2 separate regions of the Homo sapiens genome follow, and region 2 is linked to region 1. A link is an interaction called in ENCODE POLR2A ChIA-PET data of the cell type or tissue named here. Cell type or tissue: Caco-2. All regions are shown on one strand. Each heading gives the region's core, and the rest is flanking DNA. Links, peaks and the distances in the headings are about the cores only.

Region 1 (8,790 bases), core at 766-5,765:
GATCGCTTGAGCCCAGGAGTTCGAGATTAACCTGGGCAACATAATGATACCCTGTCTCTTAAAAAAAAAAAATTATCAAATAACAGCACCAGAGGCATAGCTGTGGTTATGATGGTCACCAAGAAGGCTACTGACGTGGAGGGTGAGGCGGAGGAGGGCTAGGTCTTTCTCTGTGCACTGGGAGCCACTCTCCTGAAGCCCCAACTGCGTCTTCATCTTTGTGGCCCCAGAGCCCAGACCACAGCCTGCAGCACAGGACGCCCCGGGAAGAATTAATGCAGCCGGAGAGACCAGTCCACCTCCTCGTGTCGCGTGTCCGCGTGGGGTTGTGGGTGGTCAGGGAGAGGTAGGGTGGATGACCCAGGAAGGCCGCCCTCCCCTGGCTCTGTCTAGGAACAATCCTTGCCCCAGGCCTGGTCCTTAGAAGGCAAGACAGCCCCCTTCCAGCTGGGGGATCAATCTGCTGTTGGCTGCGCCAGGGTGCGGCTCCCTCGGGTCTGGCCTGGTCGTGGATCCAGTTCCTTCACAGCTGCGGCCTCCCCGGGTCCATTAACGAAGGTGGGGAAGGGCGGAGAAAGGGTCGGAGTCTGGGAGGAGAGCAGCTGCGGGCGCGCCAGGGCGCTGACAGTCTGGCTCTTGGAGGTAAGATGGGCGTGGCTGATCCCGAACTCCGCCTGCGTTTGCAGAAGCGAAGGGAACCGAGCGAGCGGAGCTGAGCTCGGGTAGGCCGCGCGAGGTCCCTCCTCTCCGGGCGTCCGTGCGCCTAGCTCTGCGCTGGGAGCCTCGCGCCCTTTGACAGCAGTTAGTTGCTGACTCGGATGCAGAGAGTCGGTAACACCTTCTCCAACGAGAGCCGGGTGGCATCCCGGTGTCCCAGCGTGGGCCTTGCTGAACGGAACCGGGTGGCCACAATGCCGGTGCGGCTGCTCAGGGACAGTCCAGCGGCTCAGGAGGACAATGACCATGCCAGAGACGGTTTCCAAATGAAGCTGGATGCCCACGGCTTCGCCCCGGAGGAACTGGTGGTGCAGGTGGATGGCCAATGGCTGATGGTGACCGGACAGCAGCAACTGGACGTCAGGGACCCGGAAAGGGTCAGTTACCGCATGTCACAGAAGGTGCACCGGAAAATGCTCCCGTCCAACCTGAGTCCTACCGCCATGACCTGCTGCCTGACCCCCTCCGGGCAGCTGTGGGTCAGAGGCCAGTGTGTGGCGCTGGCCCTCCCTGAAGCCCAAACAGGACCGTCCCCGAGACTCGGGAGCCTCGGCTCTAAGGCTTCCAACCTGACCCGGTAAACAAACGACGCGATGTGCAGCAGCCTTGGTGTCCGTTGTCTTTTCTGGGGATGGAAGTCAGAGGTAGAGGGACTGGAGGCACAGGAGGCAGGAAAGGCACCCTCAAGGTGGTGGTCCACCAAGAATCAGGCCTCTGCGGGCAGATCACTTGAGGCCAGGAGTTCGAGACCAGCCTGGCCAACATGGTGAAACCCCATCTCTACTAAAAACACAAAAATTAGGCGTGGTGGTGTGTGCTTGTAATCCCAGCTGCTCGGGAGGCTGAGCAAGAGAATCGTTTGAACCTGGGAGGTGGAGGGAGGTTGCAGTGAGCCAAGATCCTGCCACTGCACTCCAGCCTGGGCCACAGAGTGAGACTCTGTCTCAAAAAAAAAAAAAAAAAAAAAAAAAAAAAATGCTGGGCGCGGTGGCTCACGCCTGTAATCCCAGCACTTTGGGAGGCCGAGGCGGGCGAATCACAAGGTCAGGAGATCGAGACCATCCTGGCTAACACGGTAAAACCCCGTCTCTACTAAAAATACAAAAAAATTAGCCGGGCGTGGTGGTGGGCGCCCGTAGTCCCAGCTACTCGGGAGGCTGAGGCAGGAGAATGGCGTGAACCCGGGAGGCAGAGCTTGCAGTGAGCCGAGATCGTGCCACTGCACTCCAGCCTGGGCAATAGAGTGAGACTCCGTTTCAAAAAAAAAAAAAAAAAAAAAAAAAAAAAGCCGACTGTGGTAGCTCACGCCTGTAATCCCAGCACTTTGGGAGGCTGAGGCGGGTGGATCACTTGAGGCCAGGAGTTTGAGACAAGCCTGGCCAACATGGTGAAACCCTGTCTCTACTAAAAATACAAAAATTAGCAGGGCGTGGTGGCGGGTGCCCGTAATTCCAGCTACTTGGGAGGCTAAGGCAGAAGAATCGCTTGAACCCAGGAGGTGGAGGCTGCAGTGAGTTGAGATAGCACCACTGCACTCCAGCCTGGGTAACAGAGACTCCGTCTCAAAAAAAGAAAAAAAAAAAAAAAGGGAATCAGGCCTCTGTGGCCCTGGGAGAAATTGGAGGAGAGTGTGGCCCTAGCTGAGCAGCAGCTCCAACAGGTAGCAGCAGAGAGCTGAGTGCCCAGACCTGATTCCAGAACCAGTAGAGAGCTGGACTGGGGCAACTTGGATGTGGTGTGGGGGGGTGACGTGGACAGAGGTGGTGAGGAAAGCCAGTGGCTACAGTCTTGGCCTTAAGACCAGTCCAGCGTTCCAGGGGCTGTTGGGATTCCTTCCTCTTCAGGAAGAGAGAGGATCCAGACCCTCTCACTGGTAAAGACCAACCAAAAAAAACCCAAAGAGGTTGTTTCTGGTGTTTCAGAGACTAATGATCATCAAATACACACTGCATGTCACCCCAGTATGATCTGGTAGGTGGGGGAGGGGAAGGGAGGTGGAGAAGTGAACACGGGCCCTGAAACTTCAAACTTGGTCAGCCCAGGTCAGCTACCTCATCGGAGCTGCTAACAGTAAGAGCCTCTTTCTCTTGGTTACCATGACCACCAGCATCCCCTCACATTAGAGGGGAAGATTTTGTTTAACAAGATTCAGTGGTTCATTTTAAATCAACTTCAACTACAGAGGGCACTGTCTGATAAACTGCCAGAGAAAGACAAGGAAGACAATTGTGAGGTCGATCGATCGGCTGACTATATTGACAAGATACTGATTGGTTACATGTTGAAGAAAACATACAATACAAAATACAGAAAAAGTTGGTTCCGTCCCCTCCCACTCCCCCCCTTACCCACCCACCCCCAAATACTCATCATCATGATTTGGTCAGAACAGGGCTCAGAGCCAGAGGTTGGGGTGACCGAGGGTGGAGGGGTTGTGGGCAATGGGTTCGTGGCTGTCACAATAATGCTGTGATAATGCTGTGGTTTCCCAGCAGGGAGGTGGGAGCGGGGAGGGGGCTGCAGCCTGATGAGAGCCAGCTGAAGGAAGAGCTGCCTCTCCCTTCCTAAGCCCCTTCCCAAGGTCTGCCCCACCGCCCAAACCAAAGACCACTCCGAACAAAGTGAGGATGTGGATGCTCTTGCTGGGTCCGCTGTTCCGCAGGAGGGAAAGAAAGGGTAGCTGCACTGACCCCACTGTCCCCATATACAAGGGTTGGGGGGCAAGAGCATGTGGCTACTCCCAGCAAGGGAAAATGGGAGAGCAGTAGAAAGGGGAGGAAGTGGGAAGAGCAGAAGATCATATATATTAAAAAAGTGACTTAAGACTTAAAATTGAATTAGTATTTGTACAGAAAGGTGCAGGTGGAATGACTCACTCCGGCCTATGATCAAAATTATATGGAGAAATCATGGTGGACCCCTCCCCCTGCCCCCCCAGTGGTGGCCCGAGTCGTTAAGTGCGATTGGTTAGAGTGGATTCCAGTCGGGTCATTCAGGCGGAGGAGGCGGGGGCAGCGGGCAGGCAAGGGGGGCTCAGTTGCTGCAGCACTGGCTCCGGCTGGCTGGGTTGTTCTCCTGGAGGTCCACACCTCGGTTTCGGCCTGGAGCACCAGTTGCATTCTGGGGCTCGTTCTTGGGAAGCTTCTTAGCTGTTTGGGAGGGGGAAAAGTGCATTTGTTGGGGGTACCCCAATAACTCTCCCAGTTCCACTGGAGCAGATTCTGGCCTTTATACCCAATCAGTGGTAACTCACATATTGAGGGCTTCTGTGTGTCAGGTGCATTCTGATTGTTTTCAGGAAACTGCGGCAAAGTAAGGTTAAATAACTTGCCCAAGACTACAGAGCTAATGAGTGGTAGAGCCAGGATCTGCAACCCAGGAAGGAAGATTCCAGAGCCAAATGAGCTAAAAACTCCTAGGCAGTGGGTAGGGGTAGTGATGGCAGGCTCTGAAATGGGTGGCAGGCTACAGGCTCAGAGAGTGAAATGTTGAGACTCTGGCCCAGGCTTCAGGAACTTCTCGGGTGAACAACCAACATCTACATCTGGGAGTCAGGTGATGATGAAAACAATTTTATCAGAAGGTTAAAAGTGGTGAAGGGGGCTGGGCGCAGTGGCTTACGCTCGTAATCCCAGCACTTTGGGAGGCCGAGGCGGGTGGATCACGAGGTCAGGAGATCGAGACCATCCTGGCTAACACCGTGAAACCCCGTCTCTACCAAAAATACAAAAAATTAGCTGGGAGTGGTGGTGGGCACCAGTAGTCCCAGCTGCTCGAGAGGCTGAGGCAGGAGAATGGCGTGAACCTGGGGGGCGGAGCTTGCAGTGAGTCGAGATCGTGCCACTGAACTCCAGCCTGGGTGATAGAGCGAGACTCCATCTCAAAAAAAAAAAAAAAAAAAAAAAAAAAGAGTGGTGAAGGGACCCCGCAGGCCCACTCTAGACCAGCAGACAGGTGATATGCCCTTGCTGTGGTGGAGAGAGGAGGGGAGGAGAAGCAACTGACCTATTGCCATGAAGATTTCGTTCACGTTCATTGCAGTCTTTGCTGATGTCTCCATGAACAGCAAACTGTTGTCGTCTGCATAGGCTTGTGCTTCCTGGTTTGGATGGAGGTGAGAGGAGGTGAGAGGGAAATGTTGGCAGGGGCCAGGGCCCAGGGCCCAGGATACAAACCTTCCTTATTCGAGCACCTTATCATAATAGAGATCAGCTGGACACACACAGGAGTTTTCAGGCCTAAGGCTGCCCTGATCTGGGTTTCCCCGCTCATGTATATCACCTCTCAGCTCACAATCACTAGCAGATGTCTTACCCGGGTTTCCCCAGGTCCACCCTGCCTTCTTGCTCTTCAAAATCACTAGGCTAGGAAATACTTCTAGAAAGTTAACCTACAAATACACTTACATGTTTGCACAAAAGCACAAAAGTATGTGGATGTCTACTGCAGCACTGTTTTCAGTCTTTTGCTATTATTAGGGATTGGTAAAAAATTATCATATACAGTATGTATAGCACACTGCCATCAATGTAAAGAAAGGGATTAAAAAACACGTGCATATTTCTGGAAGGACAAGAAACTGGGGAAATTAGAAGAAGAGAAGTTGAGTTTCTAGGGTTAGCAGAGACTTAAGTATTTCTTTCTCAATAAGTTTAATTAAAAAGTCAACTTACAAGAAAAGAGAAGTAGAAGGCTAGTGATCCATATATACACATACCCCTACCACCAAAGAAAGAGAACCAGGGAGAGACAGGTGACGGGCAATTCCTTTTAGGCCCATGCTTTTTTTATTCTTTTCTTTTTTTTTTTTTTGAGACAGGATCTCACTGTGTTGCCCAGGCTGGAGTGCAGTGGCACGATCACTGCTCACTGCAGCCTCAATCTCCTGGCCTCTAATGATCCTCCCCACCTCGGCCTCCTGAGTAGCACACCACCATGCCCAGCTAACTTTTGTATTTTTTTAGACATGGGGTTTCGCCACATTGCCCATGCTGGTCTCGAACTCCTAAGCTCAAGTGATCTCCCGCCTCAGCCTGCAGAGTATTGGGATTACAGGTGTGTGCCACCACACCTGGCTGTTTTTTTTTTTTTTTTAAAGAGATGGGGCCTCACTCTTGCTCAGGCTGGAGTGCAGTGTTGCAATCACTGCAATCTTAAACTCCTGGGCTCAAACAATCCTCGTGCCTCAGCCTCCTGAGCAGCTGAGACTACAGGTGCGTGCCACCAAGCCCAGCTAATTTTTAAATCTTTTGCAGAGACAGAGTCTTACTGTGTCGCCTAGGCTGGTCTCGAACTCCTGGCCTCAAGTGATCCTCCCACTCCAGCCTCCCAAGGCACTGGGATTACAGACAGGAGCCATGTTAGGCCCATGCCTGAGGCACGAGAGGACAGCAGATGGAAGCTTCCCTGTTGCCTCCTAGCATGGCCCTTCCCAAAGCCCCTGAGCATCCCAGGCGAGGCCGGGGGGAGCTGCTTACTCCACTCCTTCCCCCAAGTCTGTCATCTCCCCACCTGGAATTCCACGGCTCTCTTGCTGGCCAGGTCTGCCTTGTTACCCGCGAGTGCAATGACGATGTTGGGGCTGGCCTGCCTCTGTAGCTCCTTCACCCAGTTCTTGGCCCGTGCAAATGTATCCTGAGGAGACAGGGACAGAATGTCGAAGGGACAGAGAAGGCATTCTGCCCAGGGCCACCCATTAGAGACTCTCAAGCTGGCACAGCCAAATTATCTAAGACATTGCCACCTAAAGATTCTGATGCAATGTCCCCAAACAGGAAATCTGCCCACCCCCCACCCAGGAACAGAGGGTTAAGCGGCCTGAAATCAGGGCTCTGATAACCCAATCCCTGGGACTTTGAGAAGATGAAGGGCAAAGGAAGAAGCAAGGGGAAATCTTTACTGTGTTGGTGATGTCATAGACCACGATGGCAGCCTGGGCCCCCCGATAGTACATGGGGGCCAGGCTGTGATACCGCTCCTGTCCAGCTGTGTCCCAGATCTCAAACTTGACTGTTGTGTCATCCAGGCAGACAGTCTGTGTGAGGAAGGCCGCTGTAAGAGAGAAGGAGCGTCCATGGGCAAGAGCGAGTTGGAATCCACCCCACACAATCCCACTGTTGCTTCTAGGCTCTGGCACTCAGAAGCCCACCACTGAGATGGGCACAGAGAACCCTCAAGCCAGGAGCCAAAGCAGGCCTGAGTGGGGGGTGGAGTTTGGATTTTTATGTATGTGTCTGGGGGACGGGGTCTGCACAGGCTTTGCAGACCCAGCCCAGGCAACGGCAGGAGAAGGGACTCCTGCATGCACTGAGCCATCTCAGGACCACTCTCTGAAGAGCAACACAGCAGGGGCAAGAGAGGGAAAGCCTAGGGGAAGCCTACTCCAAGCACAGAAGGGTGAGCGCCCTCAGACCTCCTCCTCCGCCACTCAGAGAACAGACCAGCAGCTAGGGACCGCTCCACCCCTCAGTTTGCTCCAGCCCAGGGGTGTCACTGACCTTGGGTTTCCTAAGGACATTCTCACACACTTAGCTATGCTGGGGAAGTACACACTGTTCCACCACCAGGCTGAGGCTGGGTGGCCGGCTTCCCAACCACCCCTACCACCTCCAGGCACTCCAGCTAGCCACCGCCCCTAGCTCTGACCCAGACCTGTTCCTGTATGGCCACCCTGTGACCTGACCTTCAGTCACTAAGAGGTGACTCCTTAGGGGAATGCAGGGTGCCTGTACACATGCTTCAAAGGAGGAGTCCAGAGCTGGGACAGACAGCAAAAGGCCCCTTTGCCCCTGGACCCAGCAGAGAACCCAGGACAGCCATGTGTAGAAGGCTGCTTTCCTGGTCTGCCCTCCCCCAGCTCACTGAGGGACATGGGGCACTGCCTCACTTCCCCTCTCCAGCTCCTGACCCAAATGCTGAGGAGGCAGCAGGGAGACTGCTGACATGGCCCATTTTGTTTCCAGCTGCCTAGAAACCTCCTACCAAGAGAGTAGAGAAAGGATGACTCAAGGCCAAGGCCAGCGTTGGCCCCTGCCTCTTGATGTGTGTGTTAGCCACGGAGGCAAGAGGCCGAGGCCAGACCCTCACTCACATCCTAAATGCTGACCACTGGAAAATCAACAACAGGCTGTGAGCTCCAGAAAGGGTAAAGTCAGCTTCAGAAACACCCACCTATCACCCAGCTCCGACTCACCAGGCTGTTCCTTCTTCTGGAAGTGGGAAAGGCCAGGGCACATGGACCACCCATTATAGTAAGAAGGGGCCTCAAAGATCCAGAGTCAGCTCTCCCTCCATGAGGCCAGGGCAGTGAAAGGGCCTCAGCCAAGGCCACACAGATCAAGAAGGGGCAGAAACAGGATGGGAAGCTAGCTTTCCACTCCCAGCAAATGCTTACTAGCGATGCTTGAGGGGACTCTGGCATGGAGACCAGTTGCTGGGCTCAATTCCAGGGCCCAGGTGAGGAAGTGGGGCTGCCACCACAGACGCATTTAGTCCCTAATGCAGGCAGGCAGCTTCCCATCTCCTCAAGGTCAAAGCATTTCTTTGGCAACCTTCAGGCCCCTCCCCGACTCCCTCATGCCCACTCACCTCCAATTGTGCTCTCCTGGTACTCGTGAAACTGTCCCTTGACAAAGCGGAGGACGAGGCTGGATTTGCCTACCGCAGACTCCCCCAGCAGAACCAGCTTAAATTGACAGATCTTGTTCCCAGCAGCTGGTCCATTGGGTCGTGCTGCGCCTCCCCGACCCGCCATTGCCCGTCCAGCTGTAGTGGTCCAGAGAGCGTGCGGGTGGGGACTGGTGCTATGCAAAGAGGCACTTAGTGGGGAGGGGGACCTCCAACTGTAAGGGAGAAATGAGAAGTACTGAGTTAGTTCAGAGGCCGTCACCCGCTGTGTCCTTCTTAAATTACAGATCTTTCCCTCTGGCCTCACTGAAGACCTAGCTGACTGCTTCCCCTCACCTCACCTCCCTGCCCTCCCCACTAGAGGTCAGGAGGCCCCACTGGGCTATACTAGATGTCTACCGGCTCTACCACCATCTGAGCTGTAAAGAGGAGAATGGTCTCCCAACT
Region 2 (8,790 bases), core at 1,456-6,455, 67 kb before region 1:
TTTTTTTTTTTTTTCTGAAGCAGTGTTTCGCCCTGTCACCCAAGCTGGAGTGCAGTGGCAAGATCTTGGCTCACTGCAACCTCTGCCTCCCGGGTTCAAGCAATTCTCCTGCCTCAGCCTCCAGAGTAGCTGGGATTACAGGTGCCTGCCACCATGCCCAGCTAATTTTTGTATTTTTAGTAGAGAGGAGGTTTCACCATGTTGGCTAGGGTGATCTCGAACTCCTGACCTCAAATGATCCACCTGCCTTGGCCTCCCAAAGTGTTAGGATTACAGGTGTGAGCCACAGCACCCGGCCTGATCCACTACAACTCCTGACACCCCTCCCATGCCCACCCAAGATCCCCCAGCCCCATTCTTCTCCTCTCCATTCACTCCTTCCTCTCCCTCCTCTTCCTAAAAGCTGGCTCTTTACCGACCTGAGCACCTGGTGGCTGGGAGGGGGTGGAGTGGGGGAAGGAGGCAGCCAGCCCACAGCTGGATCCAGTCCTACATCCAAGCCCAGGTCCCGATGCTAGCCCCCGACCCCCTCAGCATCCTGTCTCCACCAGACAATAACCTGTAATCTCTGGAGCAGCCAACATTCACAAAGAAGATCTGGGAGGGGTTGGCAGCGGCAGCTCCTGAAAACAGGTTTGTTAGGAAGGGGCTCTGGGGGGAGGAGTTGTTTGTGTGGGGAGAGGAAGGAAACTCAAGCCCAGAGCTAATTAACCCACCCAGAGACACAGACAGAATCTTTGTCTTCTTCCAGGGCAGGGATCTGAGCTAAGCCCCCTAATTCTGTACCCAGACAGCCTTGCTTTTCCTGGTGGTCCTGGGGGAGGGGGATGCCAATGGTCAGGGTCACACCTGGGGGAGGGGGATGTGATGACATTCGGGAAGAGCGTGGGGCACTTCTGTCACCTGCCACCAAGGGAGAATAGCAGCAGGAGGCAGAGGCAGGTCAGACTGCAAGAAGAACTTCTCAGTGGCCTTGGGGGAGCACAGTTTCTTTGCAGCATGCACCCAAAGGCCTCAGTATGTGTGTGGGAGGCCGTGACTGGGGAGAAAACGGCAACCCAGGGAGATACCGAAGGATGGGAGACAGGCTGGAGGGCTTCCGGGGCCTCCTGATGGGACTGAAATTAATCCATCTGCAGGGAGTGGGGGTGAGAAGCTCATCAAGCCAGTGACTCAGGCGTGACTTGAGCTCAAGGTCTTTGATCTCTGGGGCCCAGGATGCAGCCAGAGGCTTCTGCAGTCAAAGACTTGGAAAGGGGATGGAGGGACCGATTCAAACAGGAGCTAGGGGAGGTCTGAGGATGCAGAGTAGGGGAGCCTAGATTTGGCCTGCCACTCTTACCACTACCCCTCTCCCGCTGGAAGGCACAGGGACATGTAGTGTAGCTGCAGCCTTCTTGGCCCTGAAATCCACTATAGTCTGACTCGATCTCTGCTAACCTGTCCCCCGTACTGTCTACCTTGCACTCCCTGACTAAGGTTCTTCAGGCCATTTCAGCAAGCCAGAGCTTAAGTCATTTCAGAAATGCCCTCCTCTCCCCTCTTGTGTCATGTTGCAATGGATGCCATGGGGCAGGCCCACTCTGAATTGGATGACTGGGTTCTTTCTACCAAGAGACAAGGGAGGGACTGGTTGACCTTAAGAAGCTAGTCTCCCCATCCCTAGCCAGATGGCTGGCATCTCCCCATTTTTCAGTTGAGCACACCAAGGGACAGGGCAGAGGAGTGGCCATGGGTCCCGAGCATTTGTGGAATCATCTGTTGGGACAGCCTGCCCTCTCTGGGCCATACTCCTCCCCATTCTCAAACATGGCTCAGTTGCTCCTAATATATGCTGTTCTCCTCAGCAGGGCATCAGAGAGGAGTGTGAGATAGAATTTAGAGCCAGAAACCTGGGGCTGGGTGCAAGGGCTCACACCTGTAATTCCAGCACTTTGGGAGGCTGAGGTGGGAGGATTGCTTGGGGCCAAGAGTTTGAGACCAGCCTGGGCAACATAGCAAGACCTTGTGATATGGTTTGGCTGTGTCCCCATCCAAATCTCATCTTGAATTGTAGCTCCCATAATTCCCTCATGTTGTGGGAGGGATCCAGTGGGAGATGACTATCATGGGGGCAGTTTCCCCCATACAGTTCTCATGGTACTGAAAAAGTCTCACGAGATCTGATGGGTTTATGAGGGGAAACCCCTTTCACTTGGCTGTCATTCTTTTGTCTGCCACCATGTGAGACGTGCCTTTCACCTTCCGTCATGACTGTGAGGCCTCCCCAGCCATGTGGAACTGTGAATCCATTAAACCTCTTTCTTTTGTAAACTGCCCAGTCTCTGGTATGTCTTTATCAGCAGCATGAAAATGGACTAATACACCCTATCTCTACAAAACTTTTTAAAAATAAAAAAAAATTTAGCCAGGCATGATGGTACATGCCTGTAGTCACAGCTACTTAGAAGGCCGAGGGAGGAGGACTGCTTGAGCCCAGGAGGTAAAAGATGCAGTGAGCTATGATTGTGCCAGGTACTCCAGCCTGGGCAACAGAACAAGACGTTGTCTCAATAAACAAAACAAAACAAAACAGAGTCAGAAACCTAGGACCCAAACCCAACTGTGTGGCCTTGGGTGTTACCTAATCTCCCTGAGCCCCACTCTCCCAGTTTATAAAGTGAGACTGAATGTCATCATCCGTGCCTAGGATGGCTGGGTGAGGAGGAAATGCCATGCTGCAGGTGCAAGTGCTTTGTTCAGCTCCTAAGCAGATCCTCTGTGTGGGGCTGGGGGTAGGTCATTGCTCCTTGCCCAGCTGTCCCCCGATGCCCTGTGCTGGCTCAACATCTGTATCAGAGGTTAGTGCGAGGGGACAGCAAACCTCTGTCTCTTTGCAGTTGTCAGAGAATCACTTAAAGTTATTTAGGGGTGTGCGCGCGCGCGCGCGCGTGTGTGTGTGTGTGTGTGTGTGTGTGATGGTCCATAGGGTCATGGAGTTCAGCCTTCTTCTGGGGAAGGTCCCTGTGCCACACCCCCATTGGGAGGAGAGGCAAGGGGGTGAAAGAAGGCTCAAGATGCATTCCTGAAGAATGAAAGAGGCCAGGCGCAGTGGCTCACGCCTATAATCCCAGCACTTTGGGAGGCCGACCAGGTGGATCACCTGAGGTCAGGAGTTTGAGACCAGCCTGGCCAATATGGTGAAACTCCGTCTCTACTAAAAATACAATATTAGCCGGGCATGGTGGCAGGTGCCTGTAATCCCAGCTACTAGAGAGGCTGAGACAGGAGAATCGCTTGAACCTGGGAAGTGGAGGTTGCAATGAGTTGGGATCACACCACTGCACTCCAGCCTGGGCAACAGAGTGAGACTCTGTCTCAAAAAAAAGAAAAAAGAATGAAAGGGCTTCCTGGGCAGGAGACAGATGGGGGGTGGGCAGGGTAAGTCGGGGCAGTGCTTGGAGGAGGGAGACGAAGTGTGGGTTCCTGCTGCTTCCTCCTCCTGTGCCCCTCCAAGGTATTCCAGGGCTCACTCAGTGCTGGGAGTAAGAATTCCAGGAGCCAGATACTGCTGAGGAAGGAGGCCTCTGACTGAGATCTTGGTGAGGAGGCTCAGAGAGGGGAGAACCACCCCCCAGTCTCCCTCCCACAGATGGCCTCAGGGGATGTGAGCAGGAGAGGGTCCCTGCCTTACTGCCTGTAACCACCTGTCACTGTGGAAGCCTCCAGCCCTGCAGGCCCCTAATCAAAGCGACAGCTCCCACGGAAAAGTGCCCCTCCTGGCTGCCAGAGGCCCGAGACCTCGTGTCTCAATCTGGCATGGCGCCCCGGACACTGAGTGCCTAGGACCAATGCAGCGCATTCAAGGCTGCCCACACTTAGCCTCAGCCTCCCTGGAATGGCTGTGGCCCTCTGCATTTTCCCCAGGGAGCCTCCACCAGGGAGCTCCACCCTAAGGGCTCTCTGCTTTGTGGAGAGGGGCACACTGGCCTAGTCCCCACCTGGGCAGAGCTGGAAGAGGCATCCAGGGCGGCTGAGGGGCCCAACGTGCTCCCCCTCGCCCTGCCCCCCACCTCAGGGGCAGTTGCTGGCATCTTTTTTTATTTTTATTTTTTGAGATGGAGTCTCTATCGCCCAGGCTAGAGCGCAGTGGCGTGATCTCAGCTCACTGCAACGTCTGCCTCCCGGGTTCAAGTGATTCTCTTGCTTCAGCCTCCCGAGTAGCTGGGACTACAGGTACCCCACAACCACACCTGGCTAATTTTTGTGTTTTTAGTAGAGATGGGGTTTCACCATGTTGGCCAGGCTGGTCTCGAATTCTTGACCTCAAGTGATCCACCCGCCTCGGCCTCCCAAAGTGTTGGGATGACAGGCATGAGCCACCGCGCCTGACCAAGTTGCTGGCATCTTCTTGCTGGGGGCCGCCCTCCACCCCCAGCTCTCAGATAACTGAGGAGACAGGAGAAAGCCAGGGGAGGGGAGTGGGTGTTGGGAGGGTCATGGCCCAGGGCAGGCCCAGAGTTCACCAGGCCAATGGAGAAGGCAGCTTCTCTAGCTGGAGCCCCAGAATTCCAGGGCTCCTGGAAATCTAAGGACCCGTCCCCACTGCCTTAGGCACAGCTATCACTCCCCTCCCCTGCCCCACTCCCACAGTGCTGGTCACTCCTCCTAGGCTGGGTGGCTGAAAAGGTCTGGTTCCATGTCTGCCTCCTCCTCTAGACTGTGAGTGCCCAGAGGCAGGTACCAGGCACTGCTCAGTGGTACTGCCCAGCATCCTGCCTGAGCCCAGCACAGGGCTGGAGGGAGAGGTGACAGATGACACACAACGGATGGCCAGTGACTTCACAGGTCCAATTTAACAATCTGGACTGGAGTATCAGGCCTCACGTCTCCTGATGACCCCTAAGATGGTGCCCCCACGCCCCCGTTCTGACCCAGTACTGAGGGGCATGGGGACTGTGGGAAGAGGAAAACCAGGTAGAGGGGGAGTCCGCAGCCATCTGGGCAGCCTGTCTCTAGCTGGGACTCTCTTCTGGAGCTGTGACCTTTTTTGTTGTTGTTGTTTGTTTGTTTGTTTAAGACAGAGTCTCATTCTGTCGCCCAGGCTGGAGTGCAGTGGTGCGATCTCAGCTCACTGCAACCTCCGCCTCCTGTGTTCAAGCGATTCTTGTGACTCAGCCTCGCCAGTAACTGGGATTACAGGCATGTGCTACCATGCCCGGCTAATTTTTGTATTTTTGGTAGAGACGGGGTTTCACCATATTGGCCAGGCTAGTCTCAAACTCCTGACCTCAAGTTATCCTCCTGCCTCAGCCTCCCAAAGTGTTGGGATGACAGGCGTGAGCCTCCGCACCTGGCCCTGGAGCTGTGGTCTTTTCTCCTCTCCCCACACCTGCTCCCTTCATCTTGGTGTGGTGGGATTGGGAAGGGAGGAGCTTTTACCACAGGGACCGTTGCCCAGGAAGTAAGACCTGAAGAGGCTGTGTTACAAGAGGAACAAAGACCAGACAACATCCTCAGCCACAGGACTGGCCTTCCCCACTCAGTGTCAGCCCTCCATTTCTGTCTCCCTCTCAGCACCCCCTTTCTGATAACTGAGCTGCCCTCTGTGGCACTGCCTAAGCTAGAGGTGTCCGTGGCACCCCCCACACACCCCACATCCCATTGGCCACCAAGTCTTGACAGTTCTGCTAAAGAAAAGGCTCCAGAATCTATTTCTCCATTTCACCTCACTTTCCTTCTTATGTACCCTCGAGCCAGAGACACCTAAAAACACTAACTGCTCCTGCTCAAACCGCTTCTGCAATGCCCATCACCTTCAGAACAAAGGTCAAAGCCCAGCCTGGTGGCAAGGCTCTTGCAGGTGGCTCCCGCTGTCCTCTCCACACCCTGCACACTCCCTGCACACACCCAGCACACTGATGGCCAGTGACTTCACAGGTCTGATTTAACAATCTGGACTGGAGTACCAGGCCTCATGTCTCCTGATGACCCCTAAGATGGTGCCCCTCCCCACCCAAAGAGCCATGGGCTTGCAGGCCTCAATGCCTTTGCTCCGGCTGCTTCCCTGCCTGGGATCCTCTCTTTGTCTCCAGTATCCACGATCAATGTCACTTCCCATGTCAGTTTGCCTCTCCCTCCTCTGACTTCTATTTTTATTTTATTTTTTTTGAGACAGGGTCTCCCTCTGTTGCCCCGGCTGGAGTGCAATGGTGTGATCTCAGCTCACTGCAGCCTCCACCTCCTGGGCTCAAGCAATTCTCGTGCCTCAGCCTCCCAAGTAGCGGGGACTACAGGTGCTCACCACCACACCAGGCTAATATTTTGTTTTTTTAGTAGATGAGGTTTCGCCATGTTGCCCAGGCTGGTCTCGAACTCCTGAGCTCAGGCAATCTGCCCGCTTTGGGGTCCCAAAGTGTTGGGATTACAGGCGTGAGCCTGGCCCCTCCTCTGACTTCTTGAGGCACCCTGAATCCACCTCTAGGAAGCCTGTTATTATCTTGGAACAAACTCATCTGCATATGTATTTATTTAGATAGCTTTTTCCTGACAGGCAGATATGATGTCTTTTAAAAACATGAATCTCCCAAAAGCAGCTTACACCTAGTAGGTGGTCAATAAATATTTGGTGAATTAATGAGTTAATTTTTTTTTTTTTTTTTTTTTTTTTTTTTTTGAGACAGGGTCTCACTCTGTCACCCAGGCTGGAGTGCAGTGGCACAATCTCGGCTCACTGCAACCTCCACCTCCTGGGTTCAAGTGATTCGTCTGCCTCAGCCTCCCGAGTAGCTGGGACTACAGGTGTGTGCCACCATACCTGGCTAATTTTTGCATTTTTAGTAGAAATGGGGTTTTGCCATGTTGGCCAGGCTGGTCTCAAACTCCTGGCCTTAAGTGACCCACCTGCCTCAGCCTCCCAAAGTGCTAGGATTACAGGCATGAGCCACCATGCCCAGCCAATGAGTGACTTTCGAATCCAGACAGACACATATGCTCCAGAAACACCCATCAGTCAGATACTCTCTTGCTCAGAGTCATGCTTTTGGTGTCCAGCCTGAAATAATTGGGTGGGGAGGAGCTGGTCCCAGTCACCAGAGCACCCTGGCCTTTGCTTATGCCGTGACCTCTGCCTGTAATGCCCCTACTCCCCTCATCCATGTTCCGAGGCTCAGCCCCCTCTTCCTTCAGGAGACTTTCCTGCTGCCCCCAGGGACTGCAGCTTTGCCTTTGTGCCCTGAGGGTATGTCCCATGTGGCAACCACAACCCTTATCCCTTTTCACATGTGTCTCCACCCAAAAGACCCACTCAATCTTGGGGAGGGTGGTAAGCAGAGAGATTGGATCTTACTTGTCTCTGGCCTACAGGATTGTGTGTGTGGAGCGGGGGACACAGTGGGTGCCCCATGAATATCACCAAAAGAGAAGACAGCCCTCAAGAGGGTGTCTGAGGTCAGAGTGTAGCCTCCGGCAAAACTGCCAGCCTGGGCTGCAAGGTAGGTTTCTGTTGGCCTCCCCCAGGAGCCAGGGGTAAGTTCCTGCCTTTCCCACCTCCCCACACTGAGCCTGAATGTGAATCTGTTTGCTCTGCCAACAGCAGCCTGGGTGGTTCTTACTTTCCCTATGGCCCCTGTGCACCTGTCAGCTAGAATCACCCTCATGGAGGCATTCACCCATTTCCCCCAGAAATCTGCCTTGCAGCCAGCTGCCCCTTCCAAGCTCATAGCCAAACCTCTGCAAAGTCACCCCAGCTAGGGAGAAGCAGAAATCCTGGCCAGGAGTCCAAAGGAAGAGGGGCCTCCCCCTTGTCCCTGGGTTGGAGTGCTGTGTACCTTGCTGACCTTGGCCTTCAGAGACCACAGACCTGAGCTGGAGCCTGGGACCCCCACCCCGCAGATGAGGCCCTTGTCTGAAAGCCTGTGGCTACCAGGAGGCTCCAGGCTGGAGAAGTGCTGCTTAGGAGTCCTGATCCCAAAAGATCCCACAGGGAGAGTTCCCTAGAAACAAAGACCCAAGAGGCGGCCTAAGGACCCACAGATTCCGAGAGGTCCTACAGAAGGGTTGTCCAGATGCAGAATAAAACTTGCTGGCATCGGGGAGGCTTCAGACCCTAAGACCCCATTGAGGGCACCCCAGACGCAAAGACCCCCATGGAGGGAGGCCACAGACCCAGAGCCCCTCAGAGGGGCCCAGACAGAGATACTCCCCAAACCAAATTTGTGGGAGCAGCGTCCCCTCTACACTGACCTGGCCCTGAGGGGCTCTTCCCCAAGCTGAGCTGCCGAAGCCGCCTCTGGTGGGCCCGCCCCCCACAGTGCACCTGGGCCTGGGCCGCCGAGTTCAGCTGGATGTTGCAGACATCACAGAGCGTGTACGATGGCCGCTTTCTTTCTCGCTTGGGCTTAGGTGGTTCTGGGGGCCGAGGGAGGCACTCAGCAGCTCCAGATATGGGGGTCTCCTTCTCAGCCGGTGGGGGTGGGCTCAGTGGCCGCTTCATATCTGAGTGGATAGAGAGGGAGATGAATGAACGCCAAATGGTTGCGAATTCTTAGAGAGAGCAGGAGGGGCTCAAGACCGGGAGACACGGGGCTCTGTATCCTCTATATCCCTCTGAAATGCCCCAGCCCGAGGATGGTGGAAGGGCGCATAATGGGGTCTATTTCAAGCAAAGCAGCATTAAAACTTGGGACTCTTGGCTGTGGCTCACGCCTGTAATCCCAGCACTTTGGGAGGCCGAGGCGGGCAGGTCACCTGAGGTCAGGAGTTTGACACCAGCCTGACCAACATGGTGAAACCCTGTCTCTACTAAAAATA

The links. ChIA-PET counts read pairs that join two places held together with the same protein. Peaks named below come from ENCODE experiments on the same cell type or tissue, not always from the same donor. Only the 100,000 strongest peaks of a DNase experiment are listed, where the experiment ranks them.
Region 2: POLR2A ChIA-PET joins it to region 1 with 10 read pairs; 16 of 35 experiments call an interaction of 5 or more read pairs at or near these places.

The regions. Positions count from the first base shown.
Region 1 is chr17:42,122,033-42,130,822 of GRCh38, forward strand. It overlaps HSPB9 (heat shock protein family B (small) member 9), which reads left to right and starts at 772. Exons shown (of 1, transcript NM_033194.3): 1 at 772-1,320. The coding sequence starts at 819. The coding sequence ends at 1,298. RAB5C (RAB5C, member RAS oncogene family) reads right to left here. Exons shown (of 6, transcript NM_004583.4): 2 at 8,305-8,558; 3 at 6,617-6,768; 4 at 6,229-6,351; 5 at 4,723-4,816; 6 at 2,947-3,866. The coding sequence starts at 8,470. The coding sequence ends at 3,751. RefSeq lists an enhancer at 1,087-1,624. In Caco-2, for the core only: no CTCF peak of the experiment used is centred there; no DNase peak of the experiment used is centred there.
Region 2 is chr17:42,054,584-42,063,373 of GRCh38, forward strand. ZNF385C (zinc finger protein 385C) reads right to left here. Exons shown (of 9, transcript NM_001392013.1): 2 at 8,224-8,475. The coding sequence starts at 8,473. Among named protein-coding and RNA genes, the nearest start is that of C17orf113, 8.4 kb to the left of the region's middle. RefSeq lists an enhancer at 7,463-8,053. In Caco-2, for the core only: no CTCF peak of the experiment used is centred there; no DNase peak of the experiment used is centred there.